Linked DNA regions of Homo sapiens: region 2 is linked to region 1. The links are chromatin loops, found by intact Hi-C in ENCODE. Cell type or tissue: endothelial cell of umbilical vein. All regions are shown on one strand. Links, peaks and the distances in the headings refer to the core of each region. The heading gives the core; the rest is flanking DNA. Region 1 holds the start of TRR-TCG5-1 (tRNA-Arg (anticodon TCG) 5-1). Region 2 holds the start of TRA-AGC3-1 (tRNA-Ala (anticodon AGC) 3-1).

Region 1 (8,786 bases), core at 3,747-6,246:
TTAGAATAATGGTCTCCAACTTAATCCAGGTTGCTGCAAATGCCATTATTTCATTCCTTTTTATGGCTGAGTAGTATTCCATGGTGTATATTTAATACATAACACATTTTCTTTATCCACTTGTTGATTGATGGGCATTTGGGCTGGTTCCATATTTTTGCAATTGCAAATTGGGTGGCTATAAACATGTGTATGCAAGTGTCTTATTCATATAATGACTTACTTTCCTCTGGGTAGATACCCAGTAGTGGGATTACTGGATCAAATGATAGATCTACTTTTAGTTCTTTAAAGAATTTGCATACTGTTTTCCATATTGGCTGTACTAGTTTACATTCCCACCAGCAGTGCAAAAGTATTCCCTTTTCACCATATCCACGTCAACATATATTATTTTTTAATTTTTTTATTATGGCCATTCTTGTAGCAGTAAGGTGGTATCACATTGTGGTTTTGATTTGCATTTCCCTGATTACCAGTGATGCTGAGCATTTTTCACATTTGTTGGCCATTTGTATATCTTCTTTTGAAAATTGTCTATTCATGTCCTTAGCCCGCTTTTTGATGGGATTATTTGTTTCTTTCTTGCTGATTTGTTTGAGTTCCTCATAGATTCTGGATATTAGTCCTTTGTCGGATATATAGTTTGCAAAGATTTTCTCCCACTCTATGGGTTGTTGGTTTACTCTGCTGATTACTTATCTTGCTGTGCAGAAGCTTTTTAGTTTATTTTACTCTGCTGATTACTTATCTTGCTGTGCAGAAGCTTTTTAGTTTATTTATCTTTGTTTTTGTTGCATTTGCTTTTGGATTCTTGGTGATGAACTCTTTGCCTAAGCCAATGTCTAGGAGAGTTTCTCCGATGCTGTCTTGTAGCATTTTCATGGTTTCCAGTCTTAGAGTTAAGCTTTTGATTCATCTTGAGTTGATTTTTGTATACATGATCTTATATATAGAAAACCCTAAATACCCCACCAAAAAACTGTTAGAACAATTCAGTAAAGTTGCAGAGTACAAAATCAACATGCAAAAATCAGTTGCATTTCTATACGCCAACAATGAACACTATCCAAAAAGGAAATTAAGAATCCCATTTACAATAGCATCAACAAGAATAAATGCTTAGGAACAAATTTAACCAACTATTGACATTGATGAAATTAATTGGTGAAGACACAAATACATGAAAAGATATTTCATGTCCATGGATTGGAATAATTAATAATGTTAAAATGTCCACACTACCAAAAGTGATCCATAGATTAAATACACTTTCTTATAGGCTGACCTAAATGTGAGGCAGATAGATCAAAGAGAATAATGGGTTTTGAAAGCTGTCAGCAAACATTAAAAATCGATTTATTCTCTTTATTTTAATACCCAGTAAAACTTGTGCACATATATGCCAAAAAAAAAAAGCAAGTCCAAGAGTTTTCCTACAGGTACGGTTTATAATATCCCCAAACTGGAAACAACCCAAACATCCATCACCAGCAGAATGGGTAAACAAACATAAAAAATTGGTATATTCATATTGCGGAATATATACACAGCAGTGAGAAAGAACAATTGTTAAATGCAACAACATGGATGAATTTCACATATTCCTGCATAAAAGAAGCCAGGCATAAGAGAGTATTTATTATATAATCCTATTTATATGGAGTATGAAAATATGCAAAATTCAAAGATGATATTAGATGTCAAGAAAATGGTTATCCTTATGGAGAATGTGATTAAGAGGGGGCATGAGGGTGGCTTCTGGAGGGACTGATAATTTTCTATCTCTTGACACAGCTCAAGTGACAAAACTTAGTTCTGGGATCTTATTTGATGGAAACAGTGGCAATACATTGAAACAGAAGATCTGGGTGGGAGTTCAAAGATACATTCTCTTCATATACATTCAATGATCTATATATACTTGTATTTGGGCACTTTTCTGTATGTTTCTTATACTGCAATTAAAAATTTTCTTAAAAAATATGAAGTCACATTAAGAAAGACAGCATTACCATTATTTTAGAAACTCCATTTACCCCACTCTATAGTATATCTCTCTCATTCTCATGCTGATATAACCACTATAATAATGTTTGAAATAATCATTCTCTTGCTCTTATTTGTTAGCTTTACTAATTATATTTGTATCCATAAACAATAGATATTTTAGGATGCTTAGTTTGTAGTTTCTATAAATGAAATTATGCCATATTTTTGTGTTTTTTTAATTGAAATATCAAAATATCTCATTTCCTGTGACTTCTAGGTTTTTCTGCATTGCATGTCATTGCTTTCATAAATTGTTACAGCTATCAAGGGAAAATGTGTTAAGACTCTTAATAATATAATAATTTAATTTTAAATTTGTTAATTTTGCACACAAACAATCTGTTAAAGAAAAAACAGAAAGAAAAGATAGTTCTGTTTCTTCCTTTCTAAGAATTATAACTTTTTAACTTTCCTTTTGTCTGGGAAGGAATGGAAGTCGCAATTCCTGGTATACCACTTGTAGTCCCAATCTCAAGTAAAGTGTTTTAAACTTTTTACCTTTAAGAGTTGTTTTTTGTAGATTATTTTTATCTTTTAAAAATTAAGTAAAAGAAATTTCCTTCTATTTCTAGATTGTTAACAGTTGCATTGTGAGCAGACAGTGAAATTTATCCAATGTTTTTCTGCCTCTTTTGAGGTGAACTTATTTTTTTCCTTTAATTTCTTAATGTACTGAATCATAACACTGTTCTTCTCACGTTAAATTGACATCCTGCTTTTGGTATAAATCTGGATTTGTTATGATTTTTAAACATTGGTGGATTCAGCTTTTTTTTATTATTATTATTTCTGATTTTATGTTCGTTAATGAGATTGACCTGTGATTTTTCTTTCTCTCATTGTCTTTTTCTGGTTTGGTATTAGGATGAAGGTGAAAATGAGGTGAAAAGTCTTCCCTCTGTCACTACGTTTGGAAAAGTTTGTATCCAATTGAAATTATTCTCCCTGGATTGTTTTGAAGAACTTTCAGGTGAAAATATCTGGGTTTAGGACTTTCTCTGTAGGACAATTTTTGACTATTCAATTTATGTAACAGTTACTTGCTATTTCCTCTTGAATCGAATTTCATAACTGATAACTTTTGCAGAATTTACTGTTTTAATTTTCAAATTAATTGGGCAAAATTTTTTATACCATTGCACATACTGATCCATCTGCTGGATCATCTATTTGGCTTTTTTTTTTTTAAGAGAGAAGAGAGAGAGAAGTTTCGCTATGTTGCCCAGGATGGTCTCAAACTCCTGGCCTTAGGCAATCCCCCCCCGCCCCCCGCCAATTCCCCCCTCCAACTCCCCCCTCCAACTTCCCCCTCCAACTCTCCCCTCCACTCCCCCACCCCCCTACCGCGTCTTGGCCTCCCAAAGTGTTGGGATTACGGGCGTGAGCCACAACGTGCAGCCTCTTTCTGCACTTTTTTTCTTTTGAAACTAATTCTTTCTTATCTTTTAGGTCTCAAGAGTAAGTTTGGTTCCTAGGTGTTCACTGAACCCCTTCAGGCTGGGTTAAGAACAGATCCCTGCAAGCTGACACTTTGACCAGGTGGGTGAGAGAATCCGGGTGGTGCTTTCGTGGAGGGCAAGAGAAAGAGAGCGCAGCCTCCTCAGGATGCAGTTGCTGAATAGAAGAGCTTTTCAGTAAATATATGTTTCTCCAGCCCTTCTGGAATATGAAAAATCTGTGTAACAGACTTTGAGAGAGCCGGAAGCCAGGATGAAGAGGGAGGTCCCATAAAGACTCAAATCAGGCTCTCAAAGAGTTCCCAGTAATGGGGAATGAGACCACCAAATGCACCCCGTTGCTTTCACCACGCCTCCGGCACTCACAGGAGGGTGTCCACGCAGGCGTCGTTCGTTCCGGGGGCAGGCCTCGCGCGCGCCTTTCCTTCCTGTGTGTTTCCCACCGGCACATCACTAGTGGGAGGTCAGAATGCTGCCAGTCAAGGATGGCTGGGTCAAATGAAGAACTGAAATGAAAACAACCACTACGAAGTGGTTCGAACTGCAACTTTCCGGGCCTAAAGCCTGGCTCCTGCCCCCTCTACCACTCAGCGCCACCACCGAGTGGTTGCACAAGATGATACGCATTTTCTACATTATTCTCTAAGTGCCCGCTATACTCTTGGGCTTTTAACAAACGTCTCACTAGAGACTATTCAGCAGGGCCTAGTTTTGGTTACCAAGCGGAGCCAGGCCTAGGAAGATGCCTCTATTTAATGCTAATTGCAGCTGTTGCAGCTGAATTGGACGCCAAGCTGAGAAGGTCGCCTGAGGGGGTCTTTCTCGTTCACCTGGTGATTTTCATTTATTTCCAGAGGGTCTCAATGCTGAATGCAAACTGATCATGTGTAGTAGTGATTATAGAGAGACATTCAATGCTTTTCTTTTTCCCTTTCTTTACAACTTTTTGTCACCAGCTGAGAGAAGCAACGTGGTGCATGTGCAAAATTTGGTGTAACATTTGGTGTCAAGTTAAGGGTAGGAGTTTGGAGAAAATCCAAATACTCACTTTGCATTACCTTGTTATTGTGTGACACTGGCAAGTTATTTAGCTTTTGTATAATTTACACTATCTTTGAAATTAGGTTAACAACAGAAATCATGTCATATAAGTAGAACCATACAATATATATATAAAATCCAGGTTAATAGCCAATCTTACAACATTTCTCATATTTTTTGCAGTTGCTAAGCCATGGGACCACGTGGCCTAATGGATAAGGCGTCTGACTTCGGATCAGAAGATTGAGGGTTCGAATCCCTTCGTGGTTGATTCTCCCTTTTTCACTCTAAAACAAGACTGCACAACCTCCCACACCACAAAATTATAGCATCCAATTAATTTCCGAAAGTGAACGTGAATTCTCTGCAGTCCTTTCCCGTGGAAATGGGAAGTTGCATCACACACCTCTTTGGAGTTGCGAGTGATTCAGGTGGGGCCAGCACACCACCTTTCAGCTGTTTGTACTTTGGAGGAAACGCTTGGCCAGGCTGGCACACAGGTGCCTGGAGTCCGGGGTGGGATGGAGAAAGCGTGAGCCCTGGTCCGGGAGTATCCTCTTCCCGCCTGTTGAATGGGCTCAGGGAACTCAGTTGAATGCATCTTAAGGAGCTTTATTCACCTGGTCCCGCAGGGGGCGACCATCACGTTTCCACTGGTCCCCAGTAGGCGCTACAAGTTTGACTCGCAGACACACAAAAGAGTGTAACTTGAGAGCCTTGTCTTTTTGAGGTCAGTTTAAATATCGCCCCCTTTCTAAAATTTAGAGGAGCTGAAGAAACACACGCCTTAAAACCTGCTCATGATTCAGGTGGATGTGGTCGTTGACCGGAAGCTTCTTTCTCTACCGGAGCCCGCTCCTGGGTTCTCCCTCACGTCGCGGGGCGAATTAGACTGTCCGCAATATCTGAGGAACCAAGGTGTTAACAGAGACCTGAAAACAGGAGAAGAGGCGAGCCAGGAAAAGATCTTGAAGAAGAGGAAGCAGTTTCTCCAAAAGGCGAAAGAGAGCCTTTGTAATGCCCTTTATAATAAACCAGTGAAAGTCAAAACAATTGTCTGGTCAGGAAGATATAAAAAATAGAACAACAAAAAAAATTAAACCAGTAAACGTTAAAACAAAACAAAAGGGGAAAGAATCTGGCCAAATACATTTGAATACTTTTATGAAATGGAGAAATTATTAGGACGACATGACTATTAAGTACGATTCAAGAAGGAATAGCAATAATGAATAGTTAAACTACGAAATAAATTGAAAAAGTTGTCAAACATCTTCCTACTGAGAAAACCCCATGTCCCATCACTTACCCAGGGTTTACGAGGTCAGGAAACTGAGACCATCCCGGCCAATATGGTGAAACCCTTTCTCTACTAAAAATAGAAAAAATTAGCTAGCTGGACGTGGTGGCGGGCGCCTGTAATCTCAGCTACTGGGGAGGCTGAGGCAGGAGAATCGCTTGAACCCGGGAGGCGGAGGTTGCAGTGAGCCGAGATCGCACCACTACACTTCAGCCTGGCGACAGACTGAGACCCCTTCTCAAAACAAAAACAAACAAACAAGAAATCCAACAAGACACGATCTCCTCCATAGTATAGAAAAAAGAAAAAAGAGGGAAAAGACCCACAACTATACTTGCAGAATGGCTTCATGATATTTTTCCAGACAATGTACTCTAAACAGTTTTATTGAGGCATAATTCCCATGCAATAAACTGCACAAGTTTAAACTATGTGTAAGTTTTACACATATATGCAATCATATATGTATAACATGTGTAATCATGAAACGACCAGTACAATAAAGATAATGAACATAGACATCACCCCCAAAAGCTTCCTCCTGCCCTCTTGTAAGCCCTGTTCCCCTCTTACAACCAGATATGCTTTCCATCATTACATGTTCATAGTTTTCAGAATTTCATGTGAGTGGGATCATACAGTATGGACTCTTAAAAAAATTCTTTCATTCATTATCATTATTTTGAGGTTCAAGCAATTCTCTTGCCTCAGCCTCCTGAATAGCTGGGACTACAGGCACCCACCACCGTGCCCAGATAAGTTTGTATTTTTAGTAGAGACAGGGTTTCACCATGCTGGCCAGGCTCGCTTCGAACTCCTGACCTCGTGATCCACCCGCCTCAGCCTCCCAAAGTGCTGGGATTACAGGCGTGAGCTACTACGGCCAGCACTTTGCCAGAGACTTTTAAATGGTTGATTTGAAAAAAATAATTTTCACCAGTTTCACTTGGAAGCTGGTCTGCAGAGCTCTTTTCACTTCATGTTGAAAGTCAATCTCTGGAGGTACCTCTCATACATTACTCATCCCTGCATATATATTTCCCCTCCCTCATCCTTCCTACTTAATTTCATCATAATTCTAAATTCAGGGTTTATTGGTTATAAAAAATTATTCACAGCTGTGCTATATAGTACTATGATTATATTTCTTATGTGCCTTTTAGTTTTCTGCAAAGTTATTAACTGCCTTTTACTTTTTCTTTATCTTTTATGATCATGTAACCAATTCATTCTCAACTGATTTTCCTTGAATTTAAGCAACTCTCAATATAGTGAAATACCTCAAAGAACCTATCAATTTTAATATTTTCCTTAGTGGTCTCCTCTCTGGAGCCTTTGTATCCCTGCTTCAATCTGGACTGGTTGTTCTCTAGGCATGTTACACAGGTGTCTTCTTGGGGCTTTTCTTCCACCGACCTGGGATATACTTTGCCTTCTTCCTGTTTTGGACCCTTATGTTTTCCTTTTTTTAGTGTTGTATCATTTTGATGGAGAATAACCTCTAGGAATTTTCTGAGAGGGTGACTCTGTCTACAAATGGCTTTATAACATACTCAGTTTTGATTGATAGTTTGACTAATAAATTAGACAGGAAATTCTTTCTGTCATAATTTATGACATTGTTCAATTGTCATTTTCAACTCTTCCTTCTATCAAAGGAAACATTTCTAAATAAAATACACAGATGCTGCTTTCTGTTCAGATTTAGTTTAAAATCCAAAGCAAAAAAGAAAATTTTTTTTGCCTGATTCTGGTATCTTGCCTGGTGGGAAGCTACTCAGGAATTTCTGGAAAACAGAACTGTATACTCTGCTTCTAGCCACCATGATGACAAGTATGTGACACATAAGAATTGTCCGTTATGGAATTTTCTTGAAAAAAATATTAGGCAAACTGGAAACAAGCTACCAAGTATGACTGTCTGGCATCTCTAAACTACTACAATTATTTAAAAATAAATATTCAAATGTCTCTCAATATGGATATCAAACCCTTTTCTCCTTGTCACGGGTGACAAGGCAAATCAGCACACCTACCAAAAGAACAGCCAGCACTAGGAAAATGCAGCTAGAAAGGACTGTGGACTCTGCAGTTTAGTTTACAAAATCAGGCAAGGACTGTAGGACACCTCTATCCATTCATACCTCAACTCACTCTAGAGATCTGGAAGCTCTAGGTCTTTCAGAGCAGGAACTCTGAGCTTGGTGCAAGGACACAAGGAGTCAGAAGCTTACTCCAAGGATCAATTTGAACAACCCAGGATTCCAAACAATTCTGGAGTTTCCGTGTTGTGGCAAGAGGAGAGAAGACCCACTTCTTGGGGCAATGAGAAGATCCCCAAAAGTCATAAACTCCTAACTTACCCTAGGCTCTTACTTTGTGCTCAGAACTGTGCTTAGTGCTTATATCCATCATTTATATCTGTGTAACAAACCTTACTCAAATTTAGTGGCTTAAAACAACAATTGTTTCTTCTGTTTATAATTCTTCAGGTCAATGATTGGAGCTGTGTTTAGCTGGGCAATTCTTTTGTTGATTTTGTCTTGGGTCACTCATATGACTGTAGTCATCTGGCAGCTTGACTGAGATTGGATGGTCCAAGATGGTCCCACTAACATGTGTGGGGTGTCAGCTGGACTGCCTGGGATGGCTGAGATAGCTGAGACTCTTTCTCCATGTGGTCTTCCACCTAAGATGCTTGATGAGGTTTCCAGCATCTTGTACCAACTTGGTATGAAGGTTCTAAGAGGTGAGTGACAAGGTTTCTTGAGGCCTAATTTTAGAACTCCTACACCACCATTTCTACATCATTTCACAGAATTCTGTTGGTCAAAGCAAATCACAAAGTCAACTCACATACAACAGGGAGGGAAACAGACTTGGCCTCTTGATGAAAGCTGCTGCCAAATCACATTACAGACCTGGTGTGCTGGCTC
Region 2 (8,786 bases), core at 3,805-6,304, 64 kb before region 1:
TAAAAATAAAAAAAAATTAGCCGGGCACATGGTGGCACACGCCTGTAGTCCCAGCTACTCAGGATGCTACTCAGGAGAATCGCTTGAAGCTGGGAGGCAGAGGTTGCAGTGAGCTGAGATCGCGCCACTGCACTCCAGCCTGGGAAACAGAGTGAGACTCCATCTCAAAAAAAAAAACAACAAAAAAACAAGAAAAACCCCACAGAAGTGAAATTGTTAAAATCTCTAACTGGATGCTTATTCCTCTTCTGGATGCTCATACCTGTCCATAGGGTTAATTTAGAGGTGAGAAGGGAAACGATTCTAGGCCGTAATGTTCCTATTTAGAAGACACTTTTAAATTATAGCCTGTGTTATGTATATGCACCATTTATTCACTGCTACTGTATATACAGTGGAAAACAACTCCTATTTGAAACATCTTGTCTTTCTAGATGTGTAAAAGCACACAACATAGGTTAAAAGTAGATACTAAAGTAACACCTTTCACCAAAATTGTCTAGGAGTGGTTGTATTTGGGAATGGAATTGTTAAACTTGAGGTTTTGGAGAGTACACTGACTTTTCACTGGGTAGTGGCAAGTTGTGGGGAAGAAGTATGTAGAGGGAAGAGTTCTGTGCAGGTGAGTTAGATTAGTTCAGATGGTCTAACCATTGTTCTATATGTGCATTTTAGTTAATATTGTTGTATATTAAAATGCAAGTCCTTTTGCTCAAAGTGTGTTGGAAGTAGAGGTAGTAAAACAATCCATTTATATCCTTTTGTTAGTTTTTAGGAAGGCCTGTCTTCCAGGAGTGACCTTTGTTAATCCACCTCTTGGAGCTGGACATAGCCACCTGGACGGTGGAAGAGGGAAAAGAGGAAAGTTGAAGGGAAGGGCTCTTTGCTAGTATCTCCATTATCTAGAACATGGTTTTAGATGATAACCATAGGTCTATATGAGCACTTTACTTTTCAGTAAACATCTTTAGAAAAGATGTATCTTGGACATGGAATTGTGAAACCACCACTGGGTAGTGTATACCAGGACTTGTTCATCAGGTTAGCAGTAGAGAGGCAGAAGGAAGTATAAAGGGAGAGATGAATGCAGATGTGTCCATATTTCCATTTTGACGATAGCCATTGGTGTATGTGCATCTCTTTTGGCTGTACTATAGGAATACATGAAGTAATTAAAAGGAAACATATCTTCTTGCTAATATTTTAATGGTATAGATCTGTTAATGAATTCTCTTAGAAATATTATACTTAGTGTATTCAGTTGCTTTATGTTTTATTTTAAATTGAGCACTAAGGGAATGCAGTATTTTAATCAGAACTCTGCTAATGCTTTTATCTAGAGGCATGTCTCCATTTTTGCCTTCTATAAAATTTTTGTCCCAAAAAAAGCAAGATTACATTGTTTTTCTAACAGACTGAGTTGGTGCTGTATATTCTTGGTTATCAGAATACTCATATAGCTTTGCAATTCTGAATTGGTAAATATTTATGATGTGTAAAAAAGCATAATATATACTATATACTGTAGAATCTCAATCCCATATAACTGGATGTTATGTCTACACACACAGGACCTAGAAGGACACATCAAAGTATAAACTACTTGTGATTGTGGATGACTTTGTTCTTTGTTTCTTGTGTTTTACTTTTTTCTCCTTCCTTCCTTCCTTCCCTCCATCTCTCTCTCTTTCTTTCTTTTTTCAGAGTTTTGTTCTTATTGCCCAGGCTGGAGTGCAGTGGTGCGATCTCGGCTCACTGCAACCTCCACCTCCCAGGTTCAAGCAATTCTCCTGCCTCAGCCTCCTGAGTAGCTGGGATTACAGGCACACGCCACCACACCCAGCTAATTTGTTGTATTTTTAGTAGAGACGGAGTTTCATCATGTTGGCCAGGCTGGTCTCGAACTCCTGACCTCAGGTGATCCACCCACCTCTGCCTCCCAAAGTGCAGGGATTACAGGCGTGAGCCACCATGCTTGGCCTCTTGTGTTTTTTAATTTACTATAATGCACATATTACCTGTTTAAAAAAATTAAGGTTATTTTAAAAACCTGGGGGGAAAAAAGCCTTACTGGCTTTAAGCCATTCTTGTACCTCAGCCTCCTGAGTAGTTGGGATTACAGGCGCCTGCCACCATGCCCGGCTAATTTTTGTATTTTTAGTAAAGACGGCGTTGCACCCTGTTGCTAGGCTGGTCTCGAACTCCCAAACTCAAGTGATCAGCCCACCTCACCTCCCAAAGCACTGGGATTCCAGGCATGTGCCAACTTGCCTGGACTCCATGCCATTTATTTCTTGAAGGTCAGTTTGTCCAGGAGAATTTTCCACATTCTGGATTTAGCTGATTGCATCATTATAATGTTATTAAACACATTGCTGTATCTCCAATATTTACTCTAAACAAATGGTTTTTATCTATTTGATTATAGAAATTTAATTTTCAACACAAGTATTTATTGTGGTCCTGGGTATGTTCTACTTTACTTTATTATGGGTTACATGATATGTGGTTGTCTCACATTTGATGATATAAAATTTAGCTTTGGTTTTAGGTGACATCAGCCTAATCCAACCATTCTAGAGTCCTTCATCCAATTTCACCTCATGGTTATAGCAGCCATTGCCAATTGTGACCTGGATGTGTTATAGCAATACCAGTTGCAAAATGTTGTAGTTTTATAATCTCTCCTGCATTCATTAGCTGTTATTTCCTGAGAAGAAAAATCTTTCCCTCATCAACTATATGTTTATCCTGAAATACATTCCATACAGGAGAGATAGGATAAATGCTTGATTCTTTTCCTTCATGTGTTAGCTTTCAAAATAAAACTGATATTCAAAAACCTCCAAAGGTTGAATATGGAAAAGCTATTTTGTGTGTGTGTATGAGTGTATATGTTTATGTTAACTTTGCAACCAGCTTCTTTACCAAATTCTCTATAGTAAGTTTTTCATTTGAGGGGTGGCTTCCAGATATATAATCCTACCAAGATACATAGATAGCTTTATCCCATTCTATCCAATAGTTAATCCTTTAATTACTTTTTCATGTCTAAATGCTTCAGCTAATACCTCCATTACAATGTTAAGTAGTAGTGAAGATAATGAATATCCTTGTCTTGTCATGAAAAACAATTTAAATGTATTTGATCCCAAAATACCATAAATAGACTTAAATGGGAATACATACCATGAACAGCGCCCTCCCCCCAACCCCCGCTTTTTTTTCAGACAGTGTTTCGCTCTGTTTTCCGAGGCTGGAGTGCAGTGGCACAATCACAGCTCACTGCAGTCTTAACCTCCTGGGCTCAAGCGATTCTCCTGCCTCAGCCTCCCAAGTAGCTAGCTGGGAATACAGGCATGCACCACCATGCCCTGCTAATTTAAAAGAGACATCATCTCTCTATGTTGCCCAGGCTGGTCTAGAACTCCTGGGCTCAAGCAATTCTCCTGCCTCAGCTTTTCAAATTTCTGGGATTACAGGTGTAAGCCACCATGCCCAGCCTCATAAACATCTATTAACATTATATATTATACAGAATAATTTATCAGAATAAAACATAATTTCTAGAAATCAGTAAGTTAAAAAGGGAAAAACTGGTTTCTTTCCTCTCATATTATGTATTTAATCAATATTTCATACTAGCTCTGGCGTAGGCAAATCACCTTTGATTTGGATTGATTAACATGTGTAGGTGTCGTGGGATACTTTTTTGTGTTGGGGCAGTGGAGGTGGTCATCTAGTTAAATGTGTTTGTAAAATGAGTTCAACATGTGTTGGGGACCAGCCTCAACACCACCCGTAGGGTACCCAAAGTCCGGTGGCGACAAAGGATTGAGAAGAGACAAGAGTAAAGGTGGGGAGCCAGGGGGTCAGTTGCAAAATGGAGGCTGCAAAAGGCTCAGACCTCTGGTCTCCACACTATTTATAGAATACAATAACTTAGATCTAAGAAGCAGATGTTCAGGGCGAAACAGTGAAAAGGTGGCAGTGCGTCATAGCCGTTATCTATAGCAATAGCGGTTTAAATGAATCTCCTTTGTGCTCAAATAGCATATCTTTAACTTATCGGAGAGTAGCTAGTGGGAGCGGGCTTAACTTGGAGTCTGTCCACATTCCAGTATTTCAAAGGAGTGTCTTTCTCCTTGAACGCAGTGTTTACAGATAAGAGAGCGGGTCTCGCTCTGAGCATGGGAACATGATGGCAATTAGGAGGCTTTCCTCCTCAGAGGACTCTTGTGGCTTTCCACAACATATTGTCTCATATTTTTATGGCCAGTTTATGCAGGCACCCCACAAGCCCTTTTCCCAAAAACATGTCATTTATTTTTACTGAAATTTTCTTGAACAAGAGATATTTGGATGCCTGGTCTCTCACACTCCCACTAAGCTATTTCAGCAAAAGGACAGTAGTTCTGGTTTCATTTAACCAGCCAATCCATTCTGTCTCATTCGGGTTAGACTTGGGAGGCACCCCATGCTATGACAGACAGCATTTTATTGTCCTTCATGTACCTATCACCGCACAATACTAACGGGGCCCACTGCTTCCATATCTGGTGATTCAAGAAAAGGTAAGGTATAGGGTGGTTGGAAGCTCAGAAGAAAGACATCAATAAGATATGTTTCTGCTATTCCACCTCCATGCTGTTCTTTGCTCTAAGAACTCTTCAGAATTCAAAAAAGAAAAGAAAAAAAAAACAGTGAATAAAACAAAGGGTCTTTTATTATTTTTATATTTTTTCTGTTTTTCAGTAATACCATAGCATGAAATCCAAAGAAACCAGGCTGATTAATTTGCGAAAATGCTTTTACAAAGGGTTCAAGACCTTCCTGGTGTGGCAATGCTATCGATACAGATACTTAACACTGCAAAGGCTGTACAGACAAGCAGAAAATTGAATGAATGAGACTAGGTTTATTTAACGGGAGGGAGAAAGGAAAGTGGAAAGGCGGTCCATTGAGAGGAGAAAGTGCGCACTCCCAAAACTGGTGGAGGTGCCGGGGATTGAACCCGGGACCTCGTACATGCTAAGCACGCGCTCTACCACTGAGCTACACCCCCAACCACAGACAGGTTGCTTTGCATTTCTTTCATGATTTATAATCAGTATTTCTCAAAGATTCGGTAAATTGCAATGAAATCATGAATGCAAACTCCGCAATTTGTGAAACAGCTAGGCTGGGTCCTGCACAAGCAGCGTCCAAAGAAAGCAACACAGTGAAATTACAAAGGAAGGAGCCTGAAAGCAGACAATCTGTTGTCTCTCGCTTTTTCCAGCTTCATTTCCTGCTGTTTTCAACCATAAGGCCCCAGGAGGCCAAAGCCAGTAGCGCAGCCAGGGTACCAGCTGAGACCTACGTGTTTGAAGGGAAACTGTAGGGGGGCGTCAAAGGGGATCCTCGCCTACCGAGTTCCAGTCCCCGGGCCCAGCACCGCCTTTCTTGGAACAAAGACCCTCAAATCACTTCCGTTTCCAAAAGCCCAAAACGTCCACTGAACACTTAGTGGTGATGGCAGGGAACGTTCTTGTGAGCTCAAGATGTCATGAATCAATCACAAGGACAAACTGGAAATCTGGACCCGGGTGAGAGGCATCACGTAGGCACCCAGATCCGCACGTCTAGAGTAGTTTACCTCCGACAAAACTCTGAGGGTCCCCTGCTAAGCCAAACTGGTGGGGGTTGGGGTGGGGTAGTAGCGTTATCTGAAAAAAAGATGAATTAGGTAAGGCAGGGCTGGCATCTGTTGCTTGGCGACCAATCTGTAGGAAACCATGGAGCAATGAAAAATTATTGGTTTCTCGAATGGTGAGGGGAGGTGGGGGAAGCTTCTCATATTTTAAAGAGCTGGCCCAGCCCAACCCAAATTCACAACTATTGACTTCTGAGGCACCTCCGTTGAAATCTCTCCCTCTCTCTTTCTCAAACAATTTATAACTCACTAAAAAGTTGAAAAAATAAAAATAATACAAAAATACCCTTCTATCCTTTACTCAGATTTAGATATTATTAATATTTTACCCCATTTGCCTTATGAGTTGCTTCTTCTCTCTCCTGTACGTTGCATACATCACGTCCATTTCCTTTACTTAAGTACTTTTCTATATACCCACAGTACTATTAGGAACTTTTGTAAATTTAACATTGATACAATAGCTGTATTTAATCTACAGTCTGCATTTCAAGTTGACCAATTGACCTGATGTTTTCCTCTCATATAGGATCTAGTCTAGGGTCAGGCGTTGCATTTAGTTGTCCTGTCTTTTTTAGTCTTCTTTAATGAAAAATATTTGCATAGTCTTTATTTTTTTTGACATTGATATGTCATTTAAAAAATAGTGTTATTTTCATTTCTTTCTTTCTTTCTTTTTCTGAGACAGAGTCTCGCCCTGTTGCCCAGCTGGAGTGCAATGGCGCGATCTCGGCTCACTGCAACCTCCGCCTCCCGGGTTCAAATGATTCTCTTGCCTCAGCCTCCTGAGTAGCTGGGATTACAGGTGCCTGCCACTATGCCTGGCTAATTTTTTTTTTTTTTTTTTGTATTTTTTAGTAGAGGCGGGGTTTCACCATGTTGGCCAGGCTGTTCTCGAACTCCTGACCTCGTGATCCGCCCGCCTCAGCCTCCCAAAGTGCTGGGATTACAGGCATGAGCCACTGCTCCCGGCCTCATTTCATTTTTAAAAATAGAATGTCTTTCACTGACTGATACTTTCGCATGACTAGGCTCAGGATATACGTTCTCCATTGGAATACTAAATAGATAATCTTGCGTGCTTATATATTTTTCAGTCATTGGTCTGTACTTTTTTGTTCTTGCTTTAAAAAAATCTTCCCAACAAAGTCTCTGGATAGTACACTTTTTGTGACATTTCTGGTCTCACAAAGGATTAAGGAATTCTTTAGAGGTCACTCAAAACAAAAATAAATGAATATTTTCTGGGCGCTAAAGTGACTTAGAAACACCTGGAGCCCAGGTCAGGGTAGTGAGCAGTCAAAGCCATAGCTGTGAGAACTCTGCCTAAAGTTCCTGGGAGTTGGAACAGTTGGGAGCAAGAACTGCTGGAAGCCAACTTGGACCAACAGAGGAGTGGGTTTAACCTGAAGTCAGATACCAATCGAAAAACAACTGTGAGGATGAATATTTAATATCAGAAAAGCAGAGAGTTGGAGGAGCTGAGCCTGACACTCTTGTTATGGGCCAAAACCTATAGTGAGACCAAGTGGTTCAGGGTCAAATTTGTCACCTAGCTCCTGGCAGAAGTAGAAATATATCCTCTCTGAAAGAAAACTTCCCCGAGTTAGGCCTGCAGAACTCTCTTATGTTAAGATCACACAATAAGGTTAATAATAAAGATTACTACAAACCTAAGAAGGTAAATTACTATGCTTGAGACTCAACAGATACAAAAAGTCATACTGAAACCTAAAGAACTGTAGATGTTAAATTTTAAGGTACAAAATGTATAATAGCTATGTCTGACATATATCAATAAATTAAGGATATGATTACAAATGAAGTATGCAAAAGAGTGAGTAAAATTATGTAAAAATTTAGATTCAAGAAATAAATATGTAATAGTTAAATTTTTTTTTTTTTTTTTTGAGACAGAGTCTCGCTCGGTCAGCCACGCTGGAGTGCAGTGGCATGATCTCGACTCGCTGCAACCTCTGCGTCCCGGGCTCAAGCAATTCTCCTGCCTCAGCCTCCCGAATAGCTGGGATTACAGGGGTGTGCCACCACGCCCAGCTAATTTTTGTATTTTTAATAGAGACGGGTTTCACCTTGTTGGCCAGGCTGGTCTTGAACTCCTGACCTTAGGTAATCCACCCGCCTCAGCCTCCCAAAGTACTGAGATTATAGGCGTGAGCCACAGTGCCTGGCCAAAAAAAAATTCCTAATTTTTTTGCATATTAGCTACAGCTGGGGAAGGAATTCCTAAGCTGAAAGATAAAGCCAAAACCTTAACCCAGAATACAACAAAAATAGTTAAGAACATGGAACATGTGAAGCAAGCTGAGATAGATAAACACAACTGCGAATTCTTTGCATCTCCTCCCATCAGAAGGTGGGGCCAAATCTTTTTCCCCTAACCCTGGAATGTGGGCTGCCTTTGTGATCTGCTTTGACCATTGGAACACAGTGGCAGTGATGCTGTGCTACTTCTAAGTGCAGGTCTCAAGAAAGCTTGCAGCTTCAGTTCTCAACATCTTGGAACACTATCACTGTATAAGAAATCTGGGCAGTCCTGTTGGGGAGATCACATGAAGGAAAACTGATGAACTCCAGAAAATAGCCCTTGCCAAGTATCAGACATCCAGGCATTAAGGGCATCCAGGAGCAGCGAGTCCCAGCTGACCTGCCAACTCACATTGAATTTGTAAATCCAGCTGATTTTACAAGGAGATGAGATGATACATTTCAGCTGAGTTCTATGTTGTTTTAAGCCACCGAGTTTGGAGTACTTTATTACACAGCCACAGAATACTGATTTAAAAAATAATAATAATAGAAATGGAAGATTATGTGAAAATTCTGAAGTATATACGATTAGAGTTCAGGAATAAAAGAAGAGAAAAAAAATGTAAGTGAGGTAATATTTAGATATAATATACCTGGAAAATTTCCCAAATTGGAGAGAAAATTTTCCCTTAGAGAGTCAGAAAGCAAATGTGTCACAAGCACGTTAAAGAGAAACAACTATAACTACACACCTCATACTGAAACTGTGTTATAACAAACATAAGAGGATGTCTCAAATCAGCCAGAGAGAATGTATAGATTT

The links. A loop is a pair of places that touch in the nucleus more often than their neighbours do. Peaks named below come from ENCODE experiments on the same cell type or tissue, not always from the same donor. Only the 100,000 strongest peaks of a DNase experiment are listed, where the experiment ranks them.
Region 2: it touches region 1 in a loop (2.1-fold over the local background); 5 of 110 quality-filtered maps call a loop at or near these places.

What each region holds. Positions count from the first base shown.
Region 1 is chr6:28,539,148-28,547,933 of GRCh38, reverse strand. TRR-TCG5-1 (tRNA-Arg (anticodon TCG) 5-1) reads left to right here and starts at 4,748; the gene lies at 4,748-4,820. It overlaps LOC107986586 (a long non-coding RNA gene), which reads left to right and starts at 2,937. Exons shown (of 3, transcript XR_001744073.2): 1 at 2,937-3,022; 2 at 3,502-3,591; 3 at 4,734-4,873. RefSeq lists an enhancer at 3,378-3,960. In endothelial cell of umbilical vein, for the core only: no CTCF peak of the experiment used is centred there; a DNase peak (open chromatin) is centred at 4,723; H3K4me3 peaks cover 194 bases.
Region 2 is chr6:28,603,435-28,612,220 of GRCh38, reverse strand. TRA-AGC3-1 (tRNA-Ala (anticodon AGC) 3-1) reads right to left here and starts at 5,065; the gene lies at 4,994-5,065. It also overlaps a transcript of SCAND3 not described here. In endothelial cell of umbilical vein, for the core only: a CTCF peak has its summit at 5,347; a DNase peak (open chromatin) is centred at 5,180.